2 separate regions of the Homo sapiens genome follow, and region 2 is linked to region 1. Evidence: read pairs that join two places in POLR2A ChIA-PET (ENCODE). Cell type or tissue: endothelial cell of umbilical vein. All regions are shown on one strand. Each heading gives the region's core, and the rest is flanking DNA. Links, peaks and the distances in the headings are about the cores only.

Evidence for each region. Peaks named below come from ENCODE experiments on the same cell type or tissue, not always from the same donor. Only the 100,000 strongest peaks of a DNase experiment are listed, where the experiment ranks them.
Region 2: POLR2A ChIA-PET joins it to region 1 with 8 read pairs; 5 of 35 experiments call an interaction of 5 or more read pairs at or near these places.

The regions. Positions count from the first base shown.
Region 1 is chr16:89,258,875-89,267,130 of GRCh38, reverse strand. No RefSeq gene overlaps it. Among named protein-coding and RNA genes, the nearest start is that of ZNF778, 45 kb to the right of the region's middle. In endothelial cell of umbilical vein, for the core only: no CTCF peak of the experiment used is centred there; no DNase peak of the experiment used is centred there.
Region 2 is chr16:89,317,318-89,326,880 of GRCh38, reverse strand. The region is part of intron 2 of ANKRD11 (ankyrin repeat domain containing 11); the gene reads left to right. All of the region lies in intron 1 of LOC128462377, which reads left to right. LOC100287036 (a long non-coding RNA gene) reads right to left here and starts at 6,429. Exons shown (of 4, transcript NR_168302.1): 1 at 5,654-6,429; 2 at 3,548-3,782; 3 at 2,961-3,115; 4 at 1,964-2,645. RefSeq lists enhancers at 667-786, 827-946, 6,387-6,900, 6,577-6,956, 6,901-7,413 and 5 more and a silencer at 5,977-6,056. In endothelial cell of umbilical vein, for the core only: no CTCF peak of the experiment used is centred there; a DNase peak (open chromatin) is centred at 6,470; H3K27ac peaks cover 2,190 bases.

The DNA.
Region 1 (8,256 bases), core at 1,183-3,682:
CTGAGCACTGCAGCCGTGGCCAGACCCCGTGGCCAGCTGTGCACGCCCCTGAGCTTCAGCTTGTGGCTGGCTGGCTTGTGCCCCTGCCCACAGTTCCCTGGCAGCTGCAGCTGGTGAGGGTCCGCGCTTTGAGAGCCCTGTCCTGGCTGGAAGGCAGCTCAGGCAAGCATGGAGATGCGAGGCCTCTGCTCAGAGGATCTTGGCACAGAGGATGCCTGCCAGGACCCTCCAGCCAGTGTGGCTCCAGGAGACTGTTGGCCCCCGGCGTGACAGGAGGGTGAGCTGATGGAGGCGCCTCACCCTTTTCCTTCTGAGCTGTCTGTCCCCTGTACCTGGGTGCTGGGGAGGGAGTGGCAGCTACAGAAACAACCCCCACAGAAGAGCAGACACTGCCCGTGCATCAGAATCAACAGGGTCCTGGTCACTGGGTCCCCTGCGGAGGAGCCCGACCTGGGAGGGTCCCTGAGCCCTGCCAGGCTGAGCCAGTGGCGGGGGCAGTGGCTTCATTCCCCCAAAGGCTGCTGTGAGCTCCCTCGCCAGCTGGGCCCCTGCGTGGGGTTGGGGGTAGGCGTGGGGCCATGCCCCCTCTCCTGTCTTCGATCTGTGAACAGAACTTTTGTGGATTCCCTCCTGTTCCCTTCAGGGCTGAGCCTGAGCAAAGGCAGGGTTGTCCACCTCATTTACGGGCTTGGGGTGGGGGTGTGGAGAAGCCAGAAGGTTCCAGTCTATTTTTCTGGGTTCGGATTAGCTGTGGTTTGTTTTGGGGGCTTCGTGGGTTTTTGGGGGTTTTTTGCTTGCTTTTGAGATGGAGTCTTGCTCTGACCCCCAGGCTGGATGGAGCACAGTGGCGCAATCTCAGCTCACTGCAGCCTCCACCTCCTGGGTTCAATTCTCCTGCCTCAGCCTCCCGAGTAGCTGGGACTACAGGCGCCTGCCACCACACCCGGCTAGTTTTTGTATTTTTAGTAGAGACGGGGTTTCACCATCTTGGCCAGGCTTTTTGTTTTCTCCACACCCCCTCAATCACAGAACTTTGGTCACAGTAAAACTTCCTTTAAGCCCTGCCTTAAAAGAAAAACCTGAGTCAGCCTGTGTCACACAGAGCACGCTGCAGTTCCAGCCCACAGTGGTGACGACGTCCCGGCCACCATGCTGTGCCTCCCTGTCTCGGGTGCCCACGAGGGGTGTCAGGCGAGAGCAGCTCCCTTCCGGCCCCCACCCTGGTCTGCTGGAGTCTCGGCTCCCGTGCACCTGCCAGAGATGCCGCACATGCGACTCCCAAACAGCCTCCTGCCATAGGGGACGAGAGACAGCCTGCCGCCCCTCAGAGAGACTTGTGAATAAACACTGAGAAACGTCAGAGTACCCAGAACCGCAGGAGCCTGCGTGCCAGCCTGGAGACCCTGCTGCCCGGGGCCACCCATGTGGGCTTCAGACCGCTCTCGGGAGTCTCTGGCTGGAGCTGGAGGAAGATGGCGTAACCCCACTCGCTCAACTACATCCATGGACCCCAGCGCTACCCAGCTCCTGCCTGGGAGCCCGGGCTCTGGAGCAGGCTGGCTCTGAGGGTCCACCACCTGTAACTCAAGCCTTCCTGATGCCTTCCCTTCCGGAGGCTCTGAGGACTGCCATTAGCAAAAAAAAAAACAAAAAACAAACAAACCCAAAGCACAGAGCAGGTGAGTGCTCGGACCCTAGGCACTTCAGGGAAGCCAGCACCCCTCCCTGGCACAGGGTCCCCCTCTCAGGGAAGCTGGCGCCCCTCCCCGACACAGGGTTCCCCCTCAGGGAAGCCGGTGCCCCTCCCCAGCCGAGGGTCCCCCTCTTAGGGAAGCTGGCACCCCTTTCTGGCACAGGGTCCCCCTCTCAGGGAAGCTGACACCTTGCCAAGGCGTAAGGCCCCAGGCTTCAACAGAAAAAGGAAAGAAATATGGCGGCTTTTGCTGCTGTAGAAGAGAAGCTGGTGGCTTTTGTAAAACCTGGAAGGAGGTGAGAGGTTTTTGTGGAAAGCCCGTGAGCCGTCAGCTCCCCGCACAGAGAGCGCCTGCTCTGCCCAGGAGACCGTGCAGCATCTGGCAAGACAGGTCTCCATTCAGGGGTCGCCATTTCCAAGCGGCAGCTGGGCCTGGGCCTGAGCCTGGCAGGAGGGGAAGGGCCCCAGCACGTGGAGCCGCACACAACCTCCACCCACCTCCCCCCACACCAGGGAGCTGCTTTCCTCCTTCCCGCTGGGGGACAGCGAAGACAGTCTCACAGGAGAGTAGAAGGAACTGGGCCCAGCTTGGCTCTGTTGGAAAGCAGAATGAAATACTGAAGCTAGAGAGAGGGACCCACAGGCAGTGAGAAGGCAGCCGTGGCATCAGCAAGAGCTCAGCTGTGGCATCAGCAAGAGCTCAGGGACGAGGTGCAAGTTGTACACCACAGCTGGGGGAGTGCAGTGGTATAAACCCCAAAAGCCCCATTACTGGGCACAGAACGTCACTCACATCTGAAATTACCTGTGATAAACTGGAAACATGGCTCACACCTGTGGTCCCAGCTGCTTGGGAGGCTGCAGCAGGAGGATCACTTGAGTCCAGGAGCTCACGGCGGTAGTGCACCGTGAGTGAGCCTGCGAACAGCCATTGCCTTCCCACCTGGGCAGCTCAGCAAGATCCTGTCTCTAAAACCAAAAATCAGGCTGGGTGTAGTATTTCACACCTATAATCACAACAGGAAGCCAAGGCAGGAGGATGCTTGAGCCCAGGAGTTCATGTCCAGCCTGGACAACATAATGAGACCCTGTCTCAACAACAACAACAAAGAACAGGCATGGTGGAGCGCGTCTGCGGTCCCAGGTACTCGGGAGGCTGAGGCGGGAGGATCGCCTGAGCCCAGGAGGCTGAGGCTGCGGTGAGCTGTGATGGTTGCTCCAGCCTGGGGGACAGAGCAAGACTCTGTCTTCAAAAAAAAAAAAAAAAAAAAGATACCAGCCGGGTGTGGTGGCTCACGCCTGTAATCCCAGCACTTTGGGAGGCTGAGGCAGGTGGATCACGAGGTCAGGAGTTCAAGACCAGCCTGGCCAACATGGAGAAACCCTGTCTGTACTAAAAATATAAAATTAGCTGGGTGTGGTGGCACAAGTCTGTAATGCCAGCTACTCAGGAGGCTGAGGCAGGAGAATCGCTTGAACCCGGGAGGCGGGGAGGGAGGTTGCAGTGAGCCGAGTTCGTGCCACTGGACTCCAGGCTGGGCCAGAAGAGCGAAACTCCGTCTCCAAAAAGAAAGAAAAAGGAAAGATACCAAGTTAAAATCGCAGCAGCCAGAGCCATTTACCCTGCAGTCAAGACCCCCACAATTAAGAAAAGGGGAAATAAATGACAATTCAAAGCAGCTACATAGAGACTGATTATGTCCCAGGTCAGAACCTCTGAGGGGGTGAGCTGATATGACAGAAAGGACGCAGGACTTCCAGGGTAGCAAGTCCCTCTGAAAATCCCTCCTCGAGAAAAGCAATGACACCACTAGGGAAAAAATTGTCAAAATTAACTTTTTCAGAACTCTGGAAATTATTAACTAAGGCTTGTAATAATTTAATGAATGTTTATTAAAGAAAAACAGCCGAGGCTTGGCATGGTGGCTCATGCCTGTAATCCCAGCACTTTGGGAGGCCGAGGTGGGTGGATCACCTGAGGTCAGGAGTTCAAGACCAGCCTGGCCAACATGGTAAAACCTCGTCTCTACTACAAATACAAACAGTAGCTGGGCATGATGGCACATGCCTGTAATCCCAACTACTTGGGAGGTTGAGGCAGGAGAATTGCTTGAACCTGGGAGGCGGAGGTTGCAGTGAGCCAAGATTGCACCAGTACACTCCAGCCTGGCTGACAGAGCAAGACTCCGTCTCCAAAAAGAAAAAGTAAAAAGAAAAACAGCTGAATATTGGTACAGAGAGCTTTGTCATTTTAACTTGCCGTGTTTCATTCTCCTTACTCCAACTCTCTGGTGCTTTGAAAACTAGCAGCCCAGAGAGGCAGGCTCAGTATGAGCCCCCAAAAGTCCCACCCCAGAGAGAGCTGTTGCCATCTTGATGGGGACAGGAGGTAGAGAAATTCTAGGCAGACAGGGGCAGGTTCCTGGTGAAGCCCCACCCTCAAGCTGAAATGCCTGAGACCATGGCCCACCTTGAGAACTGCCATCCCTGCTTTCCTGCCCTCATGTTGCCTGTTCCTAAACCACCATGGTCCCACCCTGCCCCCCGCCATCCTGTGTCTATAAAGGCCCCAGACTCAGCCAGCAGAGAGGAGAAGCAGCTGGATGTTAAGGGACAGCTTGACGGTGTCACTTCAGAGAAGAATCCATCTGCAGACACAGATGTGGCCAGACTTCAGGGGAAGATTACCTTCCCGCCCCATCCCCTTTCCAGCTCCCCTTCCTGCTGACAGCCACTTTCATCAGCAATAAAATCCCCCACATTTACCATCCTTCAATTCGTTTGCGTAACCTCATTTTTCCTGGATGCCAGACGAGCTCTAGAGCCACAGGTGGATACAAAAGGCGGTCACACCGGCCCTTTGCCTCTCACCGGCAGCCTCACGCGAAAAGGCAGAGGGTCCACTGAGCTGTTAACACTTCAGCTGTCTGTGGACGGCAGAGCTAAAGGAGCCCCGTAACACGCCCTCTGGGGCTTTGGGGGGCACAGGTACCCCGGCCCTGGATGCTGCACGGGGCCTGCACAGAGTTCACTGCTGCCGGCACCCAAAAGCACCTGCTCCAGCTCCTGCACCTGCTCACCCTCCTGCAAGGGGTGGAGCACAGAGGGTCCAAGTGAGTGGAGTTTGAACCCACCGGTGCCTAAACAGCCGGCCAGTTCCAGCGATCCTGCACTCCAGTCCTGCCTCATTGGCCCACACACTCCCTCCGCGAGGGGTTGAGGGCGGCAGGCTGAGTAAACCAGGCACCCCATTACGACTCCGGTGAAACAGCCTGCTTCAATCTCACCTCTGGCAGCTCCCTGGAAAGCATTCATAGGCCTGTGATATCTGGCCTGCCCTGCAGTTCGCTCAGTGAGAAAAGCCCCCTTTCCACAGCATTGGTCAGAAACAATCAGTGGCACCGTTTAACCACACAGCTGTCCAAGGCACTACCCACTGGGGCAGCCGGCACCTGCCCAGAAAGGACGAGGTGAGGAACGAGGCGCCTGTGGGGACCCGGGCAGCACTGACATTTTCCTGGGGACACGGAAAGCCCTGGGCACGTGTGGGTCTGTACGCACGGCCAGGAAGGGACAGAACATTCTCTGATCTCCCCTTGGCTGATTGAGGCCTTGTGCAAACAGAAAGCGAAAGCTACAGCAGAGCTGGAAACTGCTGGAAAAGCCTCCCAGCCAGGGAAAAAAGACTCACTGAATCGAGGCATTTAAGGAAACTGTACAGTACAGAGCGTTCACTGGTCACACAGCAAAGGGAGTAGAGAATTAGTCCAGAAAAGTCACTAAACACACAGAAGCAGCAACCAAACCACAAAGTAACAAAACCTGGGGGATAAGAACAACTGGTCTCATCATGTTGCTTTAAATGTCTACTTTTCAGCAAAAAAAAGCAGAGAAACAAAATATCACCCATAAATGGGGGGAAAAGCCATCAATAGATACCATCCTTGGGGAAGCCCAGATGCTGAACTTACTAAAGACTTTTTTTCTTTTTTTGAGATGGAGTCTCACTCTGTTACCCAGGCTGGAGTGCAATGGTGCAGTCTCAGCTCACTGCAACCTCCACTCCCCAGGTTCAAGCGATTCTCCTGCCTCAGCCGCCTGAGTAGCTGGACTACAGGCGCGTGCCACCACGCCCGGCTAATTTTGTATTTTTAGTAGAGACAGGGTTTCACTACATTGGCCAGGATGGTCTAGAATTCCTGACCTCGTAATCCGCCCGCCTCAGCCTCCCAAAGTGCTGGAATTACAGGCATGAGCCACCGCACCCGGCCGACTTTTCTTTTTTTTGAGAGAGAGTGTCGCTCTGTTGCCCAGGCTGGAGTGCAATGGCACAATCTCGGCTCACTGCAACCTCCACCTCCCAGATTCAGGCGATTCTCCTGCCTCAGCCTACAGACACACACCACCACCATGCCCAGCTAATTTTTGTATTTTTAGTAGAGACAGGGTTTCACTATGTTGGCCAGACTGGTCTTGAACTCCTGACCTCGTGATCCACCCACCTCAGCCTCCCAAAGTGCTGGGATTACAGGTGTGAACCACTGTGCCTGGCCTTTTTTGCTTTTTTTTTTTTTTTTTTGAGACGGAGTCTCACTCTGCCGCCCAGGCTGGAGTGCAGTGGCGCTATCTCAGCTCACTGCAACCTCTGCCTCCCAGGTTCGAGCAATTGTTCTGCCTCAGCCTCCCGAGTAGCTGGGATTACAAGTGCCCACCATCAGGCCTGACTAATTTTGTTTGTGTTTTTAGTAGAGATGGGGTTTCACCATGTTGGCCAGGCTGGTCTCAAACTCTTGACCTCAGGTGATCCACCGGCCTCAGCCTCCCAGAGTGCTGGGATTACAGGCATGAGCCACCGTGCCTGGCCCTTTTTTTCCTTTTAATAAGGTCTTGCTCTGTCACCCAGGCTGGAGTGCAGTGGCATGAACACAGCTCATTGTGGCCACGACCTCCTGGTCTCAAGCAGTCCTCCCAACCTCAATCTCCTGAGTAGCTGGGATGACAGGCACGCATCACCACACCTGGCTTTTTTTTTTTTTTTGAGACGGAATCTCTCTCTGTGGCCCAGGCTGGAGTGCAGTGGCGCAATCTCGGCTCACTGCAAGCTCCGCCTCCCGGGTTCACGCCATTCTCCTGCCTCAGCCTCCCAAGGAGCTGGGACTATAGGTGCCCGCCACCATGCCCAGCTAATTTCTTTTTTTAGTAGAGACAGGGTTTCACCGTGTTAGCCCAGATGGTCTCGATCTCCTGACCTCCGTGATCCGCCCGCCTCGGCCTGCCACTGTTGGGATTACAGGCGTGAGCCACCGTGCCCAGCCAACTTTTTTATTTTTTGTAGAGATGAGGCCTCACTATGTTGCCCAGGCTGGTCTTGAACTCCTGGGCTCAAGTGATCCGCCCACCTGCGCCTCCCAAAGAGCTGGGATTACAGGCGTGATCCACCACTCAGCTTAAATAAAGACAAAGTCAGCTGTTACGAATAATGTTCAAAGCACTAAAAGAAATTATGTTTAAAGAACTAAAATGGTAGTATGAAAATTGTCATTGTCTCACCAAATAGAAAATACAATACAGAGATAAATTATTCAAAAAGAATTAAATGGAAATTCTGTAGTTGTAAAGTAATTGAATTTGAGTTGGTAGAAGCAAGTATCAGCAAACTTGAAGATAGGTCAATTGACATAATGAAATGTGGCCAGGCGCCGTGGCTCATGCCTGTAACCCCAACGTTGTGCTAGGCTGAGGCGGGCAGATCGCTTGAGCCCAGGGATTTGAGACCAGCCTGGGCAACAGGGCAAAACCCCATCTCTACAAAAACAATTAGCCAGGTGTGGTGGCATGCACCTATAGTCTCAGCCATTTGCAAGGCTAAAGCGGGAGGTTCATTTGAGACCAGGAGTTCGAGGCTGCAGTGAGCTGTGACTGCACCACTGCTCCAGTCTGGGCGACAGAGTGAGACCACCCTGTCTCAATTAAAAAAAAAAAACTATTGATGGGTTTTTAATGTATGAGGGTATAATTTACATATACTTTGCAGCACACAGGAGGAGAAGACAGTGTTGGAGCTCATGGTTTGTATCCTGTTGAAATTTACCTACTATCTGGCCGGGTGCGGTGGCTCACACCTGTAATCCCAGCACTTTGGGAGGCTGAGGCAGGTGGATCACAAGGTCAGGAGTTCAAGACCAGCCTGGCCAACATGGTAAAACCCCATCTCTACTGAAAATACAAAAATTAGCTGGTTGCGGTAGCGGGCGCCTGTAGTCCCAGCTACTTGGGAAGCTGCGGCAGGAGAATCACTTGAACCCGGGAGACGGAGGTTGCAGGGAGCCGAGAATGCGCCACTGCACTCCGGCCTGGGCAACACAGCCAGACTCCGTCTCAAAAAAAAAAAAAAAAAAATTCACCTACTATCAATTGAAACTAGATTTTAGTTCATTATAATCCCAACAGCAATCCTTTTTTTTTTTTTTTTAACTCAGAAATGTCGTAAAAGAAACAAGGGAATGTAAATGGAATACTAGAAAATATTTGTTTAACACGAGAAGGCAGTAAGTAAGAAGAGG
Region 2 (9,563 bases), core at 5,301-7,800, 56 kb before region 1:
CCGGATGCCACCAGCAGCCCCTGGCGGGCAGGCTTTGTGTTAAGCCCCTTTCTTAGGAGATGCTTTGGGGCACTGCTCTGGGCCAAGCACTTTTTCATGCCCCGGTTGTGTTTTTTTGGTTTGGGGTTTGGGTTTTTTTCACACAGGGTCTTGCTCTGTCACCAAGGTTGGAGTGCAGTGGTGCAATCTTAGCTCACTGCAGCCTCGACCTCCTGGGCCCAAGGGGTCTTCCTGCCTCAGGCTCCCAAGGAGCTGGGATTACAGGTGCGTGCCACCTCGACTGATTAATTTTTTGATATTTTTGTAAAGATGAGGTTTCCCTACATTGCCCGGGTCTCAAACTCTTGGGCCCAAATGACCCCCCTGCCTTGGCCTCCTGAGTAGCTGGGACCACAGGGGTGAGCCACCGTGCCTGGCCCTATTTGTGTAATTTGGGGGTAGATTGAGCAGTGGGTGGGTGGTTGCTGAGTGGTGTGCACCTTCTGCAGCGGGGTGGGGGGGGCGGTGGCTGCGTCCCCTTCTGCAGACCGTCCTCCTCTGCATTCCCAGCAACGGTGCGTGACACCCCAGACCTTTCTAACCTTCCTCTTCCCTGCGTGTTTCTCTCTGCTGGTCACTTCCGTGTGTTTATTTCCACCCTCGCAAGCCTTGGAGGAAATCTGCTGAGTCACCCTCCATCTGCCGTCCCTGCCTTACGGCCATGATTATTTTTAGCTGTGCAATTGTACCTTTAACACACACGCCTGCTTTTCTTTGTCTTCATCACATTTAGTTTGTATCTTGGCGCCTTCTGTGTAAAAGAAGCATTTTCCTTGCTCCTCCTCCCCTTCGTCTTCACAGAGCTGTGTGTCTCCTTGTCAGGCTCCAAGCTCCCTGTTGCACTCTGCAGTGGGTGCCCTGCAGTGTGTATTGGGCATGGCTAGGCCTGCCCGACATGCTGGGAAGCCTGAAGCTGCTCCGTCGTCATGCTCATGCCCTTGAGGGTCCCAGTAGGGCCTAGCAGGGCGATGGGGCCCTCCTTCCTCTAGGAGGCCAAGACCCCTGAGAAGAACAGGTCCTGCAGCAAAAGGTCAGTGACACCTCTGAGGCCTTGCAAGGACATAGTGTGGCCTTTATCTCTGTCACCTTCTGAAAGACTGCTTCAGCTGAGAACCCAAACGTCCACCCAGTAAAAATGTACAACTTAGCAGACCACAAAGCAAACGCCTCCGCAGCCTTCACTTAGAACCCGTTTCACCGTCCCTTCCAATTCCATCCGCCAGGCAGCCATTTTCCACGCTTCGCGGATGTCTTGTCAACTAAGTATGCATCCCTAAGTACTGTAGTTGCTATTTTCAGAAATTTATGTAAATGTATCATGTATTTTGTCCCCAACATTATTACTCTGTGTGTGTGTGTGTGTGTGTGTGTGAGAGAGAGAGAGAGAGAGAGGAGAGGGGAGAGGGGAGAGGGTCTGGCTCTGACGCCCGGGCTGGAGTACAGTGGCATGATCTTGGCTTACCGCAGCCTCGACCTCCTGGGCTCAAGTGATCCTCCTGCCTTAGCCTCCCTGGTAGCTGAGACCGCCAGCATGCACCACAGTGCCCGGCTAATTTTTAAACTTTTCGTAGAGACAGGGTTCCTCAACATTATTTGTGAGATTGACTTACGTTGTGATGTGTTTGCCTCCTCTGCTGTGTAGTGTTCCACCCTCACATCCTAGTGGCACGCCGCAAACCCCACTGCTATGAAGCACTTCACGCGTGTCTCTTGTGTCTGTGCACCTGCTTTTCTTTTGGACGTGTATGTCCAGAATGGCATTGCTGGGCTATAGGGCATACTTGTGTTCAGTATGAGTAGAGATTGCCAGGTGCGTGAGTTGGCCCTGATGAGAGTGGACTAGTTTCCTTTGCTCCACCCCTTCACCAGTACTTGTGTGTACGAGTCAGGGTTCTCTAGAGGGACAGCACTAATAGGATAAATGTATATATGGAGGGGAGTTTATTGGGAGTATTGACTCACACAGTCATGAGGTGAAGTCCCACAATAGGCTGTTGGCAAGCTGAGGAGCCAGGAAGCCAGTCCGAGTCCCCAAACCTCAAAAGTCGGGAAGCCAACAGCGCAGCTTTCAGTCTGTGGCCGAAGGCCCAAGAACCCCTGGCAAACCACTGGTGTAGGTCCAAGAACCCAAAAGCTGAAGCACTTGGAGTCTGATGTTCGAGGGCAGGAAGTATCCAGCATGGAAGAAAGATGGAGGCTGGAAGACTCAGCCAGTCCAGTGCTTCCGCAGATCTGCCGTGCTGGCAGCTGATGAGATCATGCCCCCCCAGATGGAGGGTTCGTCGGCCTCTCCCCGTCCACTGACTCAATGTGAATCTCCTTTGGCAGCTTCCTCAAGATGCTCCCAGGAACAGTTACACATCCTTTAGTCCAGTCAAGTTGAAACTCAGTAGTAACCCTCACACTTACCTTGGTTTTAGTTTGCATTTTCTTGATGACTAACGAAGCTGAGAACTTTGCGCCCACGTGCCGCCCTCCTGGCTTTTTCCCTCTTCTGTGAGGCACCCACGTCGCCCCGACTGCTGTGTCCGTGCTCCTGTCGGGTGGTCCGTGTTCCGGAGCACGGGGCTCCTGTATGTTCCACAGCCCAGTGACCAAGCATGTGTCTGAGGGGCAAAGCAGAGGCCAGTAATGCTGAACGCGCTCTCGGTGCTGCCACCCCCCGCCGTGATAACAGAAAATGTGAGTGGAAACAGGGCTGCAGTAGAGAGCGTTGTGCCGTGGGGCACTTTGGGAGGCCGAGGCCGGCAGATCATGAGGTCAAGAGATGGAGACCACCCTGGCCAACATGGTGAAACCCTGTCTCTACCAAAAATACAAAAAGTAGCTGGGCACACTGGGGGTTTGGTTTGAACCTGTGAATTTTGGGGTGCAGGGGAGGGGCCGACACAAACATTCAAACCGTAGCAAAGAGATTCTACCTCGCGATGTGTGGTGCCTGCCTGGCCTTGGCCAGTGTGGCTTATGGGGTGAGACGGAGGACACCCATGTTAGGAGTCCTTTGCACAGAGTGATAGCTGGAACCCCACAGTTGGTGTGGCCCTGAGGAGGGGAAGGAGAGAGAGCTGGTGCGGCCCTGAGGAGGAAGGAGAGAGAGTTGGACTCTTGGGGAGGGCTCTTCAGAACGTGCAGGGGTGTGTGGAGGCTGGACAGAGACGCTGACGTGGACTGTCAGGCGGTGTGCGGGAGGGCCTGGTTCCTGTGAGGGCCTCTGTCCCTCGGCTCTTCCCCTGCCCCGGGCTCAGCCCCCCTGCCCTGGGCTTAGCCCCCGTGCCCTTAGCTCAGACCCCCTGCCCTCGGCTCAGCCCCCCTGCCCTCGGCTCAGCCCCCCTGCCCTGGGCTCTGCCCCCCTGCCCTGGGCTCTGCCCCCCTGCCCTCGGCTCTGCCCCCCTGCCCTCGGCTCAGCCCCCCTGCCCTCGGCTCAGCCCCCCTGCCCTGGGCTGCTTGCTCTCCCCTTGCCCACTGAGATGGTGAGAGGTGAGAGGCCAGTGGTGCTTCTCTTCCATACCTGGGATTGCCACAGTGCTGTGGGTCATAGGGTGTGTCACTCAAGGGCTTTGCACACAGTAGGCCTGCCAGGTATGCAGCTCTTTTTCCTTTTCTCCTTTTTTCTTTTTTCCTCCGCTCAGTCCGTTGGAGACTTCTCTCCCTGTGAGGTGTGCACAAGGCACCACTCCTGACGCAGCCGCTGGAGACCGTGCTTCTCCCTTTCCACGGAGCGCACAACAGCCGGCAGGGCTCAGCTGGAAAAGGCAGGGGTTGCCGTAAAGCATCCTTCAGACACCAGCCTCGGAAGCATGGCGAAACCCGACTCCACAGAAAGTACAGAAATTAGCCGGGCATGGTGCCACGGGCCTGTACTCCCAGCTACTTGGGAGGCTCAAGTGAGCGGATAGCTTGAGCCCAGGAGGCGGAGGCTACAGTGAGCTGTGATCACACCGCTGCACTCCAGCCTGGGCAACACAGCTGTCTCAAACAAACAAACAAACAAACAAAAGAACTCTTCAGATAAAGCTAAGGTATCTGGAGCATGGCCGTGTGCTGCAGGCAGGCCACACCTCATCACCATGCGGGGCTGTGCCCAGGGCCGACGTGGGAGCAAGCCCCTGGTGCCACACAGGACTGCTGCTTCCAGCTCCTCCTCACTCCCCCTTCCCCACCCTCCCCAGTGTCCCCCTCAAGGCAAACAGGCCTTTGGTGTTTGATCCTGTCAGTCATGAGTGTGTTCCTGTCTTTGGAATTGGAGCTGGGATTGAAGGTTCTGGGAGAGCTTCCCTTGAAGGGCTTCCCTCCCCTTTTCCACCCTGCTGCTGACTTCCTGTCTTCCTCCTCCTGGGCCTCTGAGGCCACGTGCCTGCGTGAGGGGAGGGGCTGAATCACATCCCTTCTCAGGGGCCTTGGGCACCATTCGATATTTAAATGGTCATTACACAAACTAGTGGTTGGTGGAGTTATTAACTTACATAAGGAGAGGAGCATTTGCCCAGGACGTACGTAAAGGCCTGTTCTATCAACATACTGTGGAAGACAAATCTGAATTTGAAGTGTTCTCTTTCTCTCTGGGAGTCTTCGGAGGGTAATGTTGTCACATCTGTTCAGGGAGAGAGACTCACCCAGGTGTAAGGGGGCTTGGTGTTTTAATACAAATTACAGCAAACCCTTGAACAATACAGGGGTTGGGGGCGCCAGCCTCCTGTGCAGTTGAAAATTTGTGTAGAACTTTTAACTTTCCCCAAACTTAACTAACAGCCTTCTGTTGACCAGAGCCTTCCTGACCACATAAAGCCAGTCACACACATTTTGTATGTTATGTGTGTTCTGCTCTTACTGTTAGGGTAGAGCAAACTAGAGACGTGAAAATACTGAGATCATGAGGAGAAAATAGACTTAAGCCTCGCGCAGCAGCAGCGGGTCTCCACGAATGGCTTTCGTCCTCCGGGTTTTCACGTTGAGGAGGCTGAAGAGGAAGAGGAGAGATGGGTCTTGCTGTCTCAGGAGAGGCAGAGGTGGAAGAAAATCTGCGTGTAAGTGAACCCACGCAGTGCAAACCCAGACCCAGGTTGTTCATGGTCAGCTCTGCTTACATTCCATCCCTTTATTGAAGGTGAATTTCAACCCCAAAGAAGTCTTTTTTTTTTTCTGTGAGTTTTAAGATTAGTTGTGTCATTACAAGTTTTTTCTTATACGGTCCTTCTCAGGTGTTAGTGTGCAGAACAGAACATGCTTAAAATGCAGGTTTGGGTTCAGAAGGCCCGAGGGGACCCGTGAGTCTCCATGGTCCACGGACTCCCTGGTGATGCCAAGGCCTCTGGCAAGGAGTGCTCCTGGGCAGCCCCTGCCCCGCAGCTGCGGCTCCCCACCCGGCCCCACAGTCCCCGCCCCGCAGCTCCCGCCCCACACCCTGCCCTGCAGGCCCCGCCCCACAGTCCCCTCCCCACAGTCCCGCCCTGCAGCCCCAGTCCTGCCCCGCCCGACAGGTGTCTCAGGGTTGTCCTGGCCCAGCTCAGATCCTAGAAGCCGGGGAGAGGCAGCGCCGGATTCCCCACCAGTGCCTGCTCTTGTCAGCTGAAGAGACCAGATAGGCTGAAATTCCTGGGGGTTTTGCCAAACTGACCTTGCCGTAGTCAGTGTAACCACTTCTGCATCAGGCTTAATCCTGGAGGAAGGCTCTTTGGTGCTCGCTGCATCTCCTGTGGAGCAGAGGGAATCGCAGCTGGGCTCCTGTGTGTGCGGAGGGGGAGGGCGCGGTGCCTGGATGGTTCAGGCGAAGGCTCTGTGCTCGCTGGCGCGTGGTGGGTGCTGGGAAACCTGCCCTGTGCCTTCCCTGGGCCGGTCTTGACAGCATCTGTCACCTCCTGAGTGCTCTTGAAGCCACCTTCCGGGAGGAGCAGGCCATCGTTGTTCCTGTCACGTCTGTCCTGCCAGCCCCGTAGAAGGATTGTCTTTTGAGCCCCATTGCAGGGGAGGTGGAGCCCCTCTGGGCTGCAGGGGCTCTCGCAGTGTGGAGAGGCACAGGGCAAGGACGGCTGTTCCCAGCATCAGCTGGCCCTGGATCCCAGAGCTGGCCGCAGACACTGTCCACTCCGCTGGGCTGAGTTGTGTCTTATTTTGGCACAGATGCGGGGCTGCCAGGTAATGGGCAAGTTCCCTGAGCCCACAGCTTTGGCGCCGTGGCTTCTGCTTCAGGGAGTGTGCCAGTGGCTCGTGTGGGGGACTCCCACCACCCTGGACTCTCGGTGACCCTGACAGTCCACGAAGCTGGGACGGTTGCCATCCGCCAGGAGGTGAAGTAACAAGGAATGCGTGGCCTGGGGGCGGTCAGGGCCAGGTGCTGGCCGGCCCCTCGGCTCTGCGTTTACCTTCCCGCGGCTGTGCCTTGCCGCTCAGCACAGGGCGTGAGTCAGCCCCAGTGGCCTGAGGCGTGTTTCAGTTTCCTGCTGATTCAAGGGTCGTGAGTTTAAAATAGACTTTGCCTGATAACTTGGAAATGAGGGAGATTTAGGCTGCACTTAAAATGAGTCTAGGCAGGGACAGCCAAGTCACCTTCCAGGGAAGAGTCTCCCCCGGGAGTGAGACCCGGTGCCTTCTGTTGTGTGGTCGGCTGTGCAGCATCGTGATGAGAAGGCACAGGGGCTGCGGAACTGTCTAAAGAGGGGACTCCCAGCTTCAAGGACTGTTTTATGTGACAGCCCTGCCAGGGAGGCCTGGGGACATCATCACAGCCCCCACCCTCAGACAACACCCATGAGTCAGCAGAGCCTGTTGGCCTGACTCCTGAGTGCCGTGCAGCCCCTGGTAGAAGTCACTGACACGGCTGAGTAACGGTTCCTCGGCCCTCGGCTGGCTCTGCCATTTCACGGCAAGGGGTGAGGCTGACCAGCCCTGAGCCTGGTGGAGGGAACACAGGGCAGTGTGGGGGCCAAAGGTGCCAGAGGCATCACCAGGGCAGCTTCTGGGAGGACTGGGATGGCAAGTCTTGGAACAGAACAAAAGCAACTGGAGCCTCTGTCCTCATCTGGTCTCTCATTGAAAAAGACTCTAGAGTGGGCCGCGTGCTGCACGCCTGGTGCCTGCAGGCGGGTCCTGGGAGGTGTAGCCTGGGCTAGATGGCAGCTACATCCAAACCAGCTTCATCCACATCCAGCAGATGCTTCAGCAGGACATCTCAGCTGTCACCATCTCCATGACTGTGATGAGGGTGGTGGTTCATGGAGAGGCGGGGGCTGGGGTTGCAGGGCCTCGAGCACATCGCTGCCATCGGTAACATGTTGTAGCCAAGGCCAGGCGGACACGAGGGTCCTGGAAGGGCCACGGCCTGGATGGTCTTAGCTGTCATCGTGCAGGTGGCTGGAGAAACGTCTCCAGAAAACACAGCGTACACCTGGGACAACACTCCCGAGTCCCCGGAGTGTTCGCTGTGATGCAGGCCGTGAAAAGTATTTTGCCTGGTGGGTGCGACCCACTTCCTCCACCTCCTGAGTGGACTCCCAGATCCCTGGTCCATTGGGGAAGGTGCCTGGGCAAAGCACCAAGCTAGGGACATGAAGAGAATCAGGTGTCTCAGGAGTGAAGTGATAAGCCCCGCACTGTCGGGGCCCAGACACCGTCCGGAGGCCGTGGGGTCTGCGCCCTGACCACGCCAGAGCTGTTGAGTGTGTCCGTGGGCCACAGACTCACATCTGGGATCAGGACGGTGGACTCTACATGGTGAAGGCCCCGTTTTTCCGTCCTGAGAGCAGACAGTCTGGATTTTTTAAAATGTTAATTCCAGATAATCCTTAAACTTGTAAACATTACCACTGAGTTTCTAGACAGCCATGAGCTTGAACAGCCTTCCGAGTCAGGTGCTGAGATGCCCTTTCTCCAGGCTGAGACATTCCGGTTTTGTGGTGGAAAATTGGAAGAGAATGTAAAATTCATTGGTTCAGGTAGAGAGAGAAAATATGTCTGGCCTCAGGCATCAGGGATGGTGGATGGAAACACCTGCTCACCTGCACCGCGGGTGGAGGTGTCAGGCAGTGAATACGTTGACCCGACCTGTCCCTCTCTCCAGAATAACTTCACCTGTGTTCTTGTACCAGTTAAATACCAAGACAGCAGTTGGTGGGATTTTATCATTTATTTTAGAAAGACAAAGCAGGTCATGAGATGGTGTTGGAGGAGAAGCATCTTGTGGTCTCAGCCAAGCCTGCGTCCAGGGGCAGGTGGCATGCAACGTATCCTTTAGCTGACGGGGTGGAGGTGGGAGAGGCTCACAGTGGAGCTGCCACTCACAGATGGGTCTGCACATCGTGTTTCAAAAGCCATACTTCGTGCATGAGCGAGATGGGTAAATGCAGGGGAGCGAGTTGCAGAAGCTGCTTCTCCCGGCATGGTCGCGCACAGAGGTGCTGCTGTGGCGGAAAGGGCAGAGACGTGCACACAGTTCCATTTGTATGAAATGTTTTCTAACTGACGGTGCGGCGAGGACATGATGGGGGGACAGTGGCTTTGGGTGTGGGTGTGTAGGTGTGTCCCCCATTCCTCTCGTGAGTGCACCCGGGAGGCCTGGCTGTGATGGTGAACAAACCTAGAAGGCCCACAGGCAGGGAGGAGGCCCATGCTCCGAGAGTGTCCATGCCAGGCGTGGCGTGGGGAAGTTGGCATCGCCACAGAAGAGACCAGGACGAGGCTGGGAAGGAAGAAGTGCGCTCGCACCGTGTGTCGCAGAGGGGCAGCCTCACACCACGGGGGTGGGAGTCGGAAGCAGGGGCTCGGGGAAGGCCTCCCCCAACTGCCTGTTGGGTTTCCTGCAGAAAGAGAGGGACGGGGCAGAGCAAATAGTTCGGGAGTGGCTGCTTCGGAAAGTTCTTGCAGGCTTTGTGCTGTAGGGACACTTTCTAGTTTCCTTTACCTGGCTCTGCGCTGGTTTCAGGCAGGGCTTGGCCTGGGCGTGAACTTGGGTAAGAAGGTGATTGGGTTGCATGGGAGCCCTTGGCTATCTAGGAATTTGCCAGCCCTGAGAGAGGGGCAGTCTCTCCCTGGCCAGAAACTTGTTAAGATGGCAAAATTTCCTAAAATAAAACATGATTAATAAATAAAAATAATATACAATTAATACAGTATGTGTCCTCGGATTTCCTGGGAAACCCAGGAGCTGGAGCCTGAGGCCCGAGGGGGCGTCTGCTTCCATGGGCGTGGAGTTGGGACCTCGGAGCTGCTGGGACTCGCTCAGAGACACCCCTTGCCTACCAAGTTAGGGAACTGGGTGTGCAAAAAGCACAGGCCTGGTGGGGACAGGAGCTCCTTCCCAGGTGGTGAGTGGGGCGTGAGGCTGGGGCTGTGGACATGACCTGCCAGACCTGAGGGCTGGGGTACTGCGCTGCGTGTTGTGACCTTGCCTGTAATGCGGGGAAGGGACTGCCTTGTGGTGCCTGACCGTTTTGGGTGTAGCCTGTACCAGGTGGGACCCAGGATCCAGGTGCTGCTGACTGCCACCCAGAACACAGCCACACCCTAGGCCATGCGTCCCTTTCTGCCACTAC